2 separate regions of the Homo sapiens genome follow, and region 2 is linked to region 1. The links are chromatin contacts, found by Hi-C or POLR2A ChIA-PET in ENCODE. All regions are on one chromosome and are shown on one strand. The core of a region is the stretch at or near the end of the contact, and the rest is flanking DNA. Distances in the headings are between cores, read along the strand shown.

What was found. Hi-C counts contacts between places; a loop is a spot of excess contacts on that map. ChIA-PET counts read pairs that join two places held with the same protein, here RNA polymerase II (POLR2A). Pooled maps may share reads with other maps.
Region 2: a pooled map shows a loop between it and region 1 (3-fold over the local background). The contact joins two enhancer-like sites. A Hi-C loop is called at or near these places in 2 of 50 pooled maps. POLR2A ChIA-PET finds 5 or more read pairs at or near these places in 2 of 52 experiments (activated CD4-positive, alpha-beta T cell and naive thymus-derived CD8-positive, alpha-beta T cell).

What each region holds. Positions count from the first base shown.
Region 1 is chr12:46,122,237-46,129,655 of GRCh38, reverse strand. No RefSeq gene overlaps it. Among named protein-coding and RNA genes, the nearest start is that of SCAF11, 140 kb to the right of the region's middle. Within about 2 kb of position 4,380, at least 4 of the 41 ENCODE cell types and tissues checked have a DNase peak (open chromatin) inside an H3K27ac peak, as active enhancers do.
Region 2 is chr12:46,512,493-46,519,911 of GRCh38, reverse strand. The region is part of intron 3 of SLC38A4-AS1 (SLC38A4 antisense RNA 1); the gene reads right to left. Among named protein-coding and RNA genes, the nearest start is that of SLC38A4-AS1, 130 kb to the right of the region's middle. RefSeq lists enhancers at 2,319-2,498, 2,669-2,758, 2,949-2,998. Within about 2 kb of position 2,516, at least 4 of the 41 ENCODE cell types and tissues checked have a DNase peak (open chromatin) inside an H3K27ac peak, as active enhancers do.

The DNA of each region.
Region 1 (7,419 bases), core at 3,131-5,630:
TACCATCTCTGGGAATTAATGTATAACATTGCAATGTGCGTGTGTGTGTGTGTGATTCAATAGGTATACAATGATCTTCCCTCAAGCCTGGTCATAGCTCCAGCTGATGTCTATTTCTATCTGGTCCTCATGTGTAACTTGGAGGGGACAAGAACATATACTAAATAGTATAGGAAGAAGATAAAGAAGAATTTATTCATAATATCTCAAATTAAGTAGAAGGTCTTGGTAAACACTTCCCCTGTTAAGCATGAGCAAGAGGAAAATAAATGATACAATGATTACACAAATATATTCTAGCAAAAAACAAAAGCGGAGAACAGATAAGAACAAGCATATAAAAGACAAATAAAGGGCCCAGTCTGGAAGAAAATATAACTCCACAGTTAGAAAAAACTCCTGCCAGCATTTCACAGTATAGAAAAACGTAATAAGCTCTCAAAAGCAAAATGATAAAACAAGAGGTAAAATGGGAAACAGCTGAGCTGAGACTACAAATTGAGGACCAAAACAACACCATGAGAGAACTAATAAATTGGGCAGAGCAAGAATAAAATAGGCTGAAAATGGAATTGCAGCAGTGACAGAGAGGGAAGATTTGATATTGTTATTGCAAATTAAGAAAAAAAGAGAAAAAATTTTTACAAGTAGAGAGGAATCGATGTGAAAGAGAGATAAAGATGATTTCACCCAGGGATAATTGATGTCTCTGAAGTAGAGAACCAAAAAAATGAAACAGAGAAAAATATTTTTTAAAAAAAGTTTCCCACATATTAATGAACTAAGCACTTCGGAGTTGAAAGAAAAGTATATAAAATAAAAATAAAACAAATCTTTCAGGAAAAACTGATGTGGAGTAATTAAAACAGATAACAGCTTGGTTAGGTTAATGACCTTTGGTGTTATAAGAATGGCATTAGGTTAATGATCTATAAGAGGTAGAAGAATGGAGGTAGAAAAACAAGTCACCTACATGGGAGAAAAAAATTAGGCTAGCTTAGACTTCTCTACAACAGTCAGTGCCAGAAGATAATGGAGCTGTGTCTACAGAATTCTGAGTAAAAGAAAGTGTGACTGAAGAATACCCAGACAGGTATATACCCAAAGGATTATAAATCATTCTACTATAAAGACACTTGCACATGTATGTTTATTGAAGTACTATTCACAATAGCAAAGACTTGGAACCAACCCAAATGCCCATCAATGATAGGCTGGATAAAGAAAATGTGGCACATACACACTATGCAGCCATAAAAAAGAATGAGTTCATGTCCTTTGCAGGGACATGGATGAAGCTGAAAACCATCATTCTCAGCAAACTAACACAGGAACAGAAAACCAAACACCGCATGTTCTCACTCATAAGTGGGAGAACAATGAGAACACATGGACACAGGGAGGGGAACATCACACACCAGGGCCTGTCAGGCGGGAGGTTGGGGGCAAGGGGAGGGAGAGCATTAGGACAAATACCTAATACATGCAGGGCTTAAAACCTAGACGACAGTTGATGGGTACAGCAAACCACCATGGCACATGTATACCTATGTAACAAAGCTGCACGTTCTGCACATGTATCCCAGAACTTAAAGTATTAAAAAAAAAAAAAAAAGAAAGAATACCCCGACAGGCTGGGTGCAGTGGTTCACACGTGTAATCCCAGCTCTTTGGGAGGATGAGGCAGAAGGATTTCTTGAGGCCAGAAGTCTGAGACCAGCAAGACCTCATCTCTGCAAAAAATTAGCCAGGCATGGTGGTGCATGCCTGTGGTCCCAGCTGCTTGGAACACTGAGGTGTGAGAATCGCTGAGCCCAGGAGTTCAAGGCTGCGGTGAGCTATGATCACGCCATAGCACTCCAGCCAGGACGAGAGCAAAACCCTGTCTTTAAAAATATTATCTACACAGTCTTGTTTGAGGATAAAAGCAATAAGCACACATGCTGAAGCATAAAAGGCCTTAGCAGATATAGCCCTTCTAGGGAAAAACTACAAGAGATTATATCAAGCTACACAAGGAATGAATGGACATGATAGGGTAAAAGCACTGGGATTATACTCAGTATTCAAAGAAAACAGTGTGTGTAGTGAGTAGTTCAGGAATTAGACCTCTGGAGCTTGAATCATGGCTCTGCTAATTCTCATTTTGAGCTTTAGACAAATTATTTAACCTTCCTTGTTCCCTTACTGGTAAGATGAGGATGATGATGTTTGGGTATCAGATGAAATAACCTATGTGAAGTTCTTAGCATTATATCCAGCATTAGATACTACTATTATAATAAAACAGTAAAATTTATTAAAAAATAATGGCTTCAATTTTTAAAGACTTTTTTATAATCTTTTGTCTTTTAATCTTGAGAACTAATATCTCTGCTGTAAAGAAATTTTTTAAAGACTGAAATCATTGGAAAGTTGGACAAGAAACTGGTATCGCTGATAACTCTGGGAAAGGAAAGCGGGTAGTTGGAAGACAGAATGGGATGGAGAATTTTCACTGGCTTTTCACCAACATATAGCTTTTGAAATTTGTCCTATGTGAATATATTACACATTTTTTAAACAACTAAAATTAAGAAACATTTACGTAAGTTTCCATAACTCCTCATTTTTAATCATGGTTTCTTTTTCTTCTTTGAAAATTCAAGTATAATTAAATTTAATACTTTAATGTAAAATTAGCATGAACAGTATGGTCTCATTTTTGCAAAATTATTCTTAGCCAGCCAGCCCTCCATCTGTATATATGCAAGAAAGAGGTCTGAAATTATTTCCTACGTGGTGAAATTTAGACTATTTTTAAAATTCATATTTTTCAGAATTGCTTGAATTTTTAAATAATAAATATTTGCCTTTTTAAAAAGTCATTGTTCTAAATAAATAAAAATTGTTATCTATTGGTTGCTAAGAAAAAACAAGGAGCTTGCCTGTACCACACAAGGGACTGGGCTCTGAATGTCGAAGTCCACCCTGGAGGGTCTGGTTAAAGTTCTGGTTGTAGAATTCTGTGCCTTAACTTCTGCTTTGGTAAATGTGCTGCCAAGAGGTTATGTCCCGTGGTGTGTCTTGTTGATTCTTTAAGTGGGAGGCTGATGCCTGATCTAGCCTCCTGCCAAACTGGACTAACTGCCCTTTCATAAGGACAGTTCCTTTTTGTGTTCCTGGTGTTCCAATCACCTAGAGTGCCCTCATTCTCCCTGACCCCTCAATTATATCTTTCTTCTAAAGCCATGTCAGGACCATGTCTTCCATGTACCTTTTTCTAACCTGTATACATGATTTCCCTCTTTGAAATCCCATAGCACATTTTTACAGCTGTCTTATGGCCATTCAATCATGTAACAAGTGTTTATTGAACATACGCCTTATATTTGTTTGTATATATGCCTTACTCTCTCTGCCTTAGAACAATTACCTGAGGGCAGGAAGTATGTCATGCTCATTTGGTATTTCTACAGCACCCAGCATAATACCTTTTAAAGAACAACAGTCAAAAAATGTTTGTTGCATAATTAAAGAAATGAACAATAAGTATTTGTTGGATTGAACTGATTACTTGTTTTTGCACATTTTCGGAAGCTTAGAAGCCTTTTTGTGTTGAAAGCTAAGCGGTTCACATGCCTTCAGAATTATTCTGAGTTTGTCTAAAGTGCAAACATTTCCCCTTTCTCTCAAAACACTGGCATGGATAAAAATCCTTGGAAAGGTACAAGGTCAAAATGGCTGAATAATAGAGTAGTGATTTTTATTTCTGCTTCATTCTGAGGAGGTGCGGTAATACTGAAAGCTGACATAACAAAGACAATTTCTCCCTAGTCCTCTGATCCCTAATGTTCAATATCGGCTCAGAGACAGCTTTCCAAAATGAGTTCACATTACTCAGAGTTTTCGTCTTTTAATGGGGCTGTTTAATCACAAAAAGCTACATTCGACCTATATTACTGAAAATCTAAATAAAGCTAATATGGTACATATAATGGCATATTGACGATGAGATAATGTGTATGGAATTTAAAATAAAGGCACTACAAATACAAAATAGTGTGTAGAATTAAAGCAACATCTTTGAGATAGTGAGGATTAGATATGGAAACTGTTCCTCTGTAATCTAGTTAGAGCTGTCTTTCCAAAACAGGGTGTGTTGAAAAGCCTCTCTCTCTCTCCCTCTTTCTCCTCTCCTCCCCTCCCCTCTTCTCCCCTCCCCTCCCCTCCCCTCCTCTCCTCTCCTCTCTCTCCTCTCCTCTCTCTCTCTCTCTCTCTCTCTCTCTCGCTCTCTCGCTCTCTCGCTCGCTCTCTCTCGCTCTCTCTTCTCTCCTTTCCCCTGAACCCATGAAGAGTGAGCAAAGAGTAATGTGCTGCCATCTACTGACGGCTGCATTAAAGAGCAGCTCAGGACACATTAAACAATTTTTTAAAATAAAACTGTTGAAAACCTCAGAATACGTGTTTAGCTCAACTTATTTTAAACGTAGTGATTGGCACCTACAAGATTCTTAACTTTCTGGGGGATAATCATCGTGAAAATTGGTGTAATTGAAGAAGAAAATCAATGGATATGTGTAAATAACCATACAAATTTAAAGATTAGAAAGTTTAACTTCAGGCTTCAGTGGAGGACCGAACAGCTGACTCATTCCATTAAAAAAAAAAGGAACAAGAGAACACAAGCACTTCCATACTAAGGTAAGCTAGTGCTTCTGTCAGTCCAATGTTACGCACAGTGAACACTGTAAACTGAGGAGGTCAGGGATCTGATATTTTATATTCGGCAATGTATTTCTAGTGTTGTATGCCATCCCTACCACATCGTAGGTACTCTATAAATACTACTTGAATTAATAATCAAGTAGGGATTCTTTCTATTTCTTTTCAGTTTTGTGTGTTTGAGCTCCAAGGAGTGCACCAGAATCCTAGCATCTCAAGAGTCAGTACACATGACCCCGTGGTTCGTATTTTGTTTTGTTTTGACATTTCTGGTGAAAGATTAACTTGAGTCTGAATCACTAAGATAACTCCTCAATATTCCAGTTCAGTCAACATTATTTGTCAATTAAGTTTTTTGTACATTGTAAATTGAAGTGTAAAACTTGACTCTGCCCTGAAATTAACTTTCAATGTGTCACTCAGAGACAAAATCAAGAAAAAAAGTTGGAGACGATCCTGTGCCTAATTAGAAGGATTAGAAAGGGCTTTGAAAACAATTAGCTTAGACTTTCTAACTAAAGCAAAGTTATTTAGTTTAGGGAGGCCCTTTCCTTTTTTTAGTCCTTTAAAACTAGACTCATATAGCCAAAGTTTATCCTCCAATAATCATCTGTTTACACTGGCAGAAGCCCCAACAGATTATGGCCTGGATGGTCTGTAACCCATCTACTCTGCTCAGGGGCCCTCAGCTCTAAACTGTGTATAGATTAAGATCTGCATAGACATGGGGCACAGAATTTGATACCTGGAGCCGCGGCAGTTTTTCTGGGAACTTTGTATCCAACCATCCAATTTAATGCACTTCAAAATGTATGGGTAAGAAAACAGCTCCTGCCTCAGAAGAGAAGGGCATTTAACAAGGGGCAAAAGATGAAGTGAACAAATTATTATGTTATTTGATTCAAAGGAGGAGGAGGCCACATCTGTTGGAGGGACCGTAACCAATGTTATGAAGTAGATAGAATTGGAATGGGTCTTTAAAGATAAGTAGAATTTTACACTTTGGGTTTTAGGCGGGGAAAAAATCATAAATGACATTTAGAAGACATTTTTGAACATTATATGTATAGATTTGGCTACTATGAGCCTAATCTTCACCTCCAAAAAGTGGCAACTAAATTGGAATGGCAACATCATGTGCTGGCTCTGAAATCAGGTGCCTGGGTTGAGTTACATTTTTGTTGTGTGTTGGGCAAGTTATTTAGTAGCCCGGGTCCTCAATTACCTTTTCTGTACAGTGAGAACAATAGAAAGGCCTATCTCATAGGTTGTTTTGAGGACTAAATGAAAGAATTCATGTGCTTTGGTCAGTGCCTGGAATATAGTAAATGCTCAATAAATATTATCTATTAAATTTGGTGAGTTTGTACTTAGTTTACTAAACAATGGGGAGCTATTCAAGGTTTCTGAGTAGAAAAGCTATATGTCTGAAGCTGAAACTCAGAGTAATCCATTTGTCAATGAGGCTTATGATGAATTAAAGAAAGTTGAAGGGGATGCAATTAAGGATACCAAGTAGGGGGATTATACAACTGTCCAGGGGAGAAGTAATGAGGGTCACAATTATAGGTAAAGTGGTAAAAGAGAAAAAGGAGGAGGAGGAGGAGAAAAGAAGGGATAATTCTGAAAAACTTCGAGATAAATAATTGATAGGTATGCCGGTGAAGTGAAAGGGGTAGGGAGGAGTCAAAGGCAACTCTAAGCTTTTAAACCTGGGTCCTAGAAAATCTTTAGTGAGGAACAGGAGATATGCGAAAAAACTGATTCAGGGGAAAGTTATCCAGGTGGAGATCCCAACAGATAGTCATAACTTTAAATATGGACCTCAGAAGACAAGTCAAACCTAGATTAAGTGAAGCCTTGGGTAGAGATGAAATCATGGAAGATGTGAAGGTTGCCCAGGTCAAACCATCTAACTCAAAATTTCTTCTTCTTTCCACCTATGGATATTACATGAGTTCATATGCGTTGGTGGAAAGAGAAAGGGGCTTGTATATTTTAAAAAGTGAGGCTCACCTCCTGATTTCCCCATCTAGCCAAGTGTCACTTTAGGAATCAGCTGCCTTGTCTGAAAAATAGAAATAGTGCTAATCTGTTCCTTGCAGAGTTATTCTGAGTATCAAATGAAGTCCCAGTCTCTTTATGGCTAGTTCAACAGTGATCATCTGCAGGTGCAGGATGAAATTTCTCTCCCCGAAGGTCTCCAAGGCTCCGGGCTTGTTCCCGCATCCAGTATTCCTATATCCACCAAACACTTGAACTTACCACTGAACACACTTGAACTCGCCACTGAACACTTGAACTCATCTCTCCCAAACCTTCCAGGCTTGGTCAAATTCTCCAGGCTGCTGCACAAGCTTCTCCTGACTAACTCCAAATTCCCTGTCCGTGGCCCTCTTCTGCCCCACTTCCTCTCCCACAGAAATTTAGATGCTTTCAACTGGGCATGAGAAAAGTGAAGAAAAACAGAAATACAAGGAGAAAGTGATCCAGGAAAAAGTTATTCTTTCAACTCCTTCACTCATTGTGTCCCTTTTCATTTTGTCTTTCATAAAAATTCTCATCCCAGAATCATATTTAATCTGTTTATTAGTCCCATAATTACGTAGTCCCTGCCAGTTAACATTCACCCCAATACAGAGTTAGCATCCCCACACCATACACACACCCACAGGCACATGTAACAATGTTATTTTGCATGTAGAGGAAAGAGCC
Region 2 (7,419 bases), core at 1,267-3,766, 390 kb before region 1:
TGTTCAGTGTCTCTTTCCCAATTTCTTCTGATAATAACACTCCCACTTTGGGCAGAGACTACACTCCCTATCCCCAGTTAGTTCTAGTGGAATTGCCAATCACAGTAACTATGGTTGGCCAGGATGGGCCCACAACCAGGATGGGCTCCATCATGGCACTCATCCCCCTGGTCTACGTGACTGACCCAATAAAGTAGACACAACTCAAGCCAGCTAATTGAGTTAACTTATAGATGGACATTTAAAAAGTGGCATTCTTTTCATGCTCTGTAGGATGAAGGGTGGGCTGGTGTAAACTTACAGCTACCTGGGGTCAAACTCCTCCTTTTCCTCACCACACAAAAGTCTGTGTGCACTGGGAGCAAATGAGGTCAAATTCCAAAAGCAGAAAAGAGGCAACAAAGGAGAAAGACAGGGTGATGGGGGAGGAGAAGAAAGAAAAAGAGGCAGGTTTAGAGAGAGGGAAAGAAGGAGAAGGAAAGAGACAGGGGTTATAGAAAGAGAGGCAGAGAGATGGTTATAGAGAAGAAAGAAGAGAAAGGGTGTAATACAGAAGAGGAGTGAGGGAGAAGAGGAAAGAGGACAGAGGGAGTTCAAAAGAGAGAGAAGAGGAGAGGAAAGAAAAGAAGAAAAGAGGAAAGAAGAGAAAGAAAAGAAAAGATGACTGAGAACAGTGTATAAATATACTACAGAATTGACAAAGTGAAATGTTTCAGTATTATCATGTTGACTTACTTGCTAAACCCCAAAAGAACACTGAGAAAGTACATTTTGTGATTGAGAAAATAACATACTTTTCTAGACTGGAGGGTACAAATAATCACATAGCAATTTTAGGATCATTAACTTGAAAACTTTTGAAACACTACACAAAATGAGCGACATTACTATTTTTCCACATGTGATTAAGTAATTAGGATTCTTCAGTCAGAAACTATGTCCCTGTATTGCTGTAAGTGCCTTCAGCATAGCAAGTAAACAATGTTGTGAAATTAACGTGGAATGGATGGACAGAATAAACACAGTGAAATTTGGAGGTTCTCGAATCACATCCCCAAGGCTGCAGCTAAGGCATTACAACAAAGTGAGAGAACACATCTGTCTTTGGCTTTCTCAGCCTCCTCTTTCTGGACACTTTTGTCCCTTTTTGGTACCCCATCCCCCAATATTTTTCCCACCTCTCATATAATAAAACCTGCCTTCAAAAGACAAATTGACACTCCTGATAGTGTTGTAAAGGGCCAGTAGAACTTAATGGTCCATTCTTCATAGGGTCCTTCTAAGGGTCATTTTAAAAGGAGAACAAAGAAGCAAAGTTTTCAAGTCACAAAAATAAATATTTAATTCTGGAATTTCTGGCCTAAGTTAGCAAATGCTGGGAGCATTTGGGAGGATGGCACAGGAAGGAATGGGCCTCCTGGGACTCCCCTGGTCACATGGGTGGCTATCTACATGCTAGTCCTGGGTGCCAGTAACACAAAGTCAGGGTTCAGGCTAAGAATTTCTAAAATTCTGACCACTGGGCCCTCAAAGGAAGCCAATCTGCTTACATCTGATTTCAGTTGCTTATGTTTTGCATTTTTCTTGTAGAAAAATAAAGAGTTATTTTGGTCACATTATGCCACTGAAATCACAGAATGTTTTCCAATGCTTTTAATGACCACCCTGAAAAGAACAAATTTATCACTGTCTCACAACTTCAGAGAGTTTTTCAGAAACTATAAACAAAATATTTCATAATAAACTCTCTCTCTCTCTCACACACACACACACACACACACACACACACACACCCCACAAAGGAAGGAGTAACTAAAAATGCTCCATTCATCAATGATCAATTTTGGTCTTACTATAGAATTCTTTTAGTGTGCATTTTCCTTGATTTACTGGTGAGTAAAAGCATGCCTTCCTTTAAGGATTTCCATGTATTTTCTGCTTTTAGGCTAGTGATGGTATAAAATGTTTATCTTGGTTGCCAACTCCTGTGGATTGTTAGTGGCTGACTAAAGCCCTACGTTGACAAAGTTGCTGAAGCCATGTCCAGGTACAATGAGAAAAAAAGTACTATAATTGATTCTCATGTTTGCCATGCATGCAGAGGGAAAAATAATCACATGCCATCAACTGTTTTTGCCACTTGTCATACACTGCCCCCTCTACTGGTCCCCCTTGAAGTAATCCCTCTTCCAAACTAGTTCATACTTTAACCTTAGAGTAGAGAATAAAACCAGGTCTAATCTAATTAATATTTCACATTTTCTTGATCATAATGATAGTTTTATGGATACTCAAATAATCCAGTTAGAGGCAGTAAGACTTTAGTGGGGGATGCCACACCAAAGACTCTCAAATTTTGTCTGCAGCATTTCAGCTTGGGAGGCTTTTATGGTTTCTAGTAACTATATTGCAACCAGGAGAGAAAGATCACCTGAAAATGAAACCAACCCAGAGGTAGTGGAAACAAAACTGATGAGAGGAACTCTCCAAGGCATGTCATTAAGCCCTATTGAAAACTAGGCTTAAGCTACATAGAAATGTAGTGGGGGTGGAGTGGCCAAGATGGCCAACTAGAAGCAGCTAGCATGTGTGGCTCTCACGGAGAGGAATAGAGGGGCGAGTAAAAACAATACCTTCAACTGAAACATGCAAGTACTCGCATTAGGATTAACCAAGGAAACAACCTGACACACAGAAAACAAAGAAAAGCAGGACACTGAACAACGGCCCACTGGGGAACAGCACAGAGCCAGGGGATCCTCCCCAGTCCTAGAAAGCAGTGAGTGAATGAGTGACCCTGGGATCGCTTCTCCAACAGATCTTTGCAACCCTTGGCTCAGGAGATCTCCCTGTGAACCCACACCACCAGGGCCTTCAGTCTTCAGTCTGACAGAGCCATCTGGATTCTCACCAGAACAGCCACTCAGGCATGTGTGGAGAACGTGGAGGTTTAGGTGCTTGGGCTTTCTGGCAAAAGTAGCTGCAGCTCTGGCAAAATCGGAGGTTAGATTCCTGTACCTACCCTTAGGAAAGAGGCTGAATCCAGGGGGCTGAGCAGGAACAGTCCACAGGCCCCACATCCTCACCACCTCACAAGCTAAGACCCACTGGCTTGAAATTCCAGCCGGCTACCAGCAGCAGCATTGCACCTCCCTAAGAAGGAGCTTCTTGGGGAGGAGTGGGCTGCCATCTTTGCTGTTTGAGTGCCTTAGTCGTTCCAGCCTTCAGGTTTTGGAAAGTCTGAGCCAATCCAGGGCAGAAGAGATCCCCTAGCACAGCACAGCTGCTCTACCAAAACATGGCCAGTCTGCTGCTTTAAGCAGGTGCCCGATCCTGTTCCTCCTCACGAGTGGGGCCTCCCAATCAGGACCTCCAGCCACTCCCACCTGAGCTCTCCAGCCAAAAGAACTGTGAATTCCCCCTGGGAGGGTGCTCCCAGAGGGAGGGGCAGGCTGTTATCTTTGCTGTTTGGGCAACTTAACTGTTCCAGCCTTTGGGCTTCAGAGTACCTGAGGTGACCAAGGGCTGAAGTGAACCCTCAGCACAATGCAGCTATTCTATCAAAACAAGGCCAGACTGCTTTTTTAAGTGGGTCCCAATCCTGTTCCTCCTCACAAGGTGAGACCTCTCAACCAGGGTCCCCAGCCACTTCCTACAAGTGTCTTTGGGCTGACAACAGGTTCGTACCTCCCTGGGATAAAGCTTCCAGGGGAAGGGACAGGCTACCATCTTTGCTGTTTCACAGGCTTCATTGGTGACACCTCTAGGTTTTGCGAAATCCAAGGTGACTAGGAACTGGAGCAGGCCTGAAGCATACCATAGCAGCCCTATGGAAAAGTGGCCAGACTGTTACATGGGTGACTGTTTCCATATCTCTTCACTATGCAGGTCCTCCAGGCCTGGGCCTCCAGCCACCTCCTGTCAGAGCTAATCAAGCCAGCACCAACTCAGCAACTCCCTGGACAGACCCTCCAGGAGCAACTGAAAGCCTCTCAGTAGAGAACTGCCCTTGCTACCCTCAGACTAATAAAGGAGGAAAGACCCTAAGTGCCTTATCCACACCTCCAACAAGCTGCAGTTAATCCAAGGAGAGGCCAGTCTGTCTCCCACGGGTCCCACACCATCCTCCCTCCATGGCTAGTCACCAGACAGGGAATCTCTGGCTTGGGCTCACAGCACAGACCCTCCATCTTGGGCTGACTGTACTGAGTGATTGCTAACCTGCATCTTCCTGGGGTGGAGCCCCCAGGAGTCAATAAAATGACCCTTGGCCACACCACCACTAAGATCTCTTCCTCTATGGCCTCTAAGCTGAGGAAGGAATATAAACACTGAGATTGCCCCAGAGCTGCAGTGAGCAGCCCAGAAGTGCCAAGTCACGAACTACAGCCAGAACTAAAGGGTGGAGAGGTATCCACACTTTCAGAGCACTAAGAGGTAAAACAGCTCCAACTGTGAGGAAACATAGGGAAACCACCCAACCAAGCAAGAGTCTACCAACTGACCAATAGGCCTAAGTGTCACCTTCTGGATCACACTCCAAAGCTTCAACACCAAAAATATCTCACTAACATAACCCCTTCTGAAACCAGAGACAAGAAGTCAGCTTCAAATAAAGACCCTCACAAAGCCTTGGCCTAGTGAAAACATCCAGAAAAGAAGTCTATTTGACTGTATTCATCTACACTACAGTTAAAGGAACACCCACATGCAGAGATGAGAAAGAATCAATGCAAGAACTCTAGTAACTCAAATGGCCAGAGCGTCCTACATCCTCCAAATAACAGCACCAGTTCTCCAACAAGAGCTCTTAACCAAGCAAGCTCGAACTTGCTGGAATGACAGAAATAGAATTCAGAATATGGATAGGAATGAAGATCATCAAGATTCAGGAGGATGGCAAAACCCAATCCAAGGAAAATAAGAATCACATTAAAGTGATACAGAAGTTGAAGGATAAAACAGCCAGTATAAGAAAAGAACCTAATGAGTCTGAAAGAGCTAAATAACACAATACAAGACATTCACAATTCAATCACAAGTATTAACAGCAGAATAAACCAAGCTAAGGGAAGAATCTCAGAACTTGAAGACTGGCTTTCTGAAACAAGACAGTCAAAAATAAGGAAAAAAAAAAAACTAAAAAGGAATGAACAAAACCTCCAAAAAAGTATGAGATTATATAAAGAGGCAAAATCCACAAATCAATGGCATCCCTGAAAGGGAGGAGGAGAAAGCAAACAACTTGGAAAACATATTTCAGGATATCATCCATGAAAATTTCCCCAACCTTGCTAAAGAGGCCAACAGTCAAATTCAGGAAATACAGAGAACTCCTGCAAGATTCTACACAAGAAGATCATTCCCAAGACACATAATTGTTAGATTTTCAAAGGTCAAAATGAAAGACTGTTAAAGGCAGCTAGAGAGAAAGGGCAGGTTACCTACAAAGGGATCCCCATCAGGCTAACAGTGGACCTCTCAGCTGAAACCCTACAAGCCAGAGAGATTGAGGGCCTATATTTAACATTCTTAAAGAAAAAAATCTTCAACCAAGAACTTCATATGCAGCCAAACTAAACTCCCTAAGTGATGGAGAAATAAGATCCTTTTCAGATAAGAAAATGTTGAAGGACTTCATTACCACCAGATCTGTCTTACAAGAGATCTTGAGAGAAGCACTAAATATAAAAAGGAAAGATCACTACCAGCTAATCCAAAAATACATGTAAACACACAGACCAGTGTCACTGTAAAGCAGCCACACAGTAAGCCAACATAATAACCAGCTAACAGCACAATGACAGGATCAAATCCACACATATTAATATGAACCTGGAAAGTAAACAAGCTAAATGCCCCACTTAACAGGCATAGAGTGAGAAACTGGATAAAAAAGAAACATCTATGGTATGTATGCTGTCTTCAAGAGACCCATCTCACATGTAATGACAAAATAAAGGGATGGAGAAAAATCTACCGAGCAAATGAAAAACAGAAAAAAGCAGGGGTTGCAATCTTACTTTCAGACAAAACTCATTTCAGATCACAAAGATCAAAAAAGACAAGGAAGGGCATTACATAATGATAAAGGTTTCAATTCGACAAGAAGGCCTAACTATCCTAAATATATATGCACCCAACACAGGAGCACCCAGTTTTATAAAGCAAGCTCTTAGAGACCTACAAAGAGACATAGGCTCCCACACAGTAATAGTGGGAGACTTCAGCAGTCCACTGACAGCATTAGATGGAACATCCAGGCAGAAAATTAACAAAGACATTCAGGATGGTAACTCAGCATTGGACCAAACGGATCCAATAGACCTTTACAGAAGGTTCTACCCAAAACAACAGAATATACATTTATCTCATCACCACATGACACATACTTTAAAGTCAACCACATAATTGGACATAAAACAATCCTCAACAAATAGAACCAAAATCATACCAAACACATTCTCAGACCACAGTGCAATAAAAATACAAGTCAACACACTGAAAATTGCTCAAAATCATACAATTACATGGAAATTAAACAACGTGCTACTGAATGACTTCTGGGTAAATAATGAAGTTAAGGCAGAAATCAATAAGCTCTTTTAAAATAATGAGAACAAAGATACAACATATCAGAATCTCTGGGACACAGCTAAGGCAGGGTTAAGAGAGAAATTTATAGCACTAAATGCCCACATCAAAAAGCTAAAAAAAAAATCTCAAATTAACAACTTAACAACTGAAAGAATCAAAGAAGCGAGAACAAATTAACCCCAAAGCTAGCAGAAGATGAGAAATAACAAAAATCAGAGTTGAACTGGAGGAAATCAAGACAGAAAAATATTCAAAAGATCAACAAATCCAGGAGTTGTTTTTTTGAAAAAAAATCAATAAAATAGGCCACTACCTAGCCTACTTAAGAAGAAAAGAGAGAAGATTCAAATAAACACAATTAGAAGTAATGAAGCAAATGTTACAACTGACCCCACAGAAATGCAAACAATCATCAGAAACTACTATGAACATTTCTAAACACACAAACTAGAAAACCTAGAAGAGATGGATAAATTCCTGAACACATACACCCTCCCAAGACTGAGCCAGGAAGAAATTGATTCCCTGAACAGACCAATAATGAGCTCTGAAATTGAATCAGTAATAGCCTACCAACAAAAAAAAAAGCCCAGGACCTGATAGATTCACAGCCGATTTCTATAAGGTGTACAAGGAAGAGCTGGTACTATTCCTACAGAAACCATTCCAAAAAATTGAGGAGAAGGAACTTCTCTGCAACTATTTCTATGAGGCCAGCATCATTTGATACCAAAACCCAGCAGAACACAACAAATAAAGAAAACTTCAGGTCAGTACCCTTGATGAACATCAGTGCAAAAATTCTCAATAAAACACTTGCAA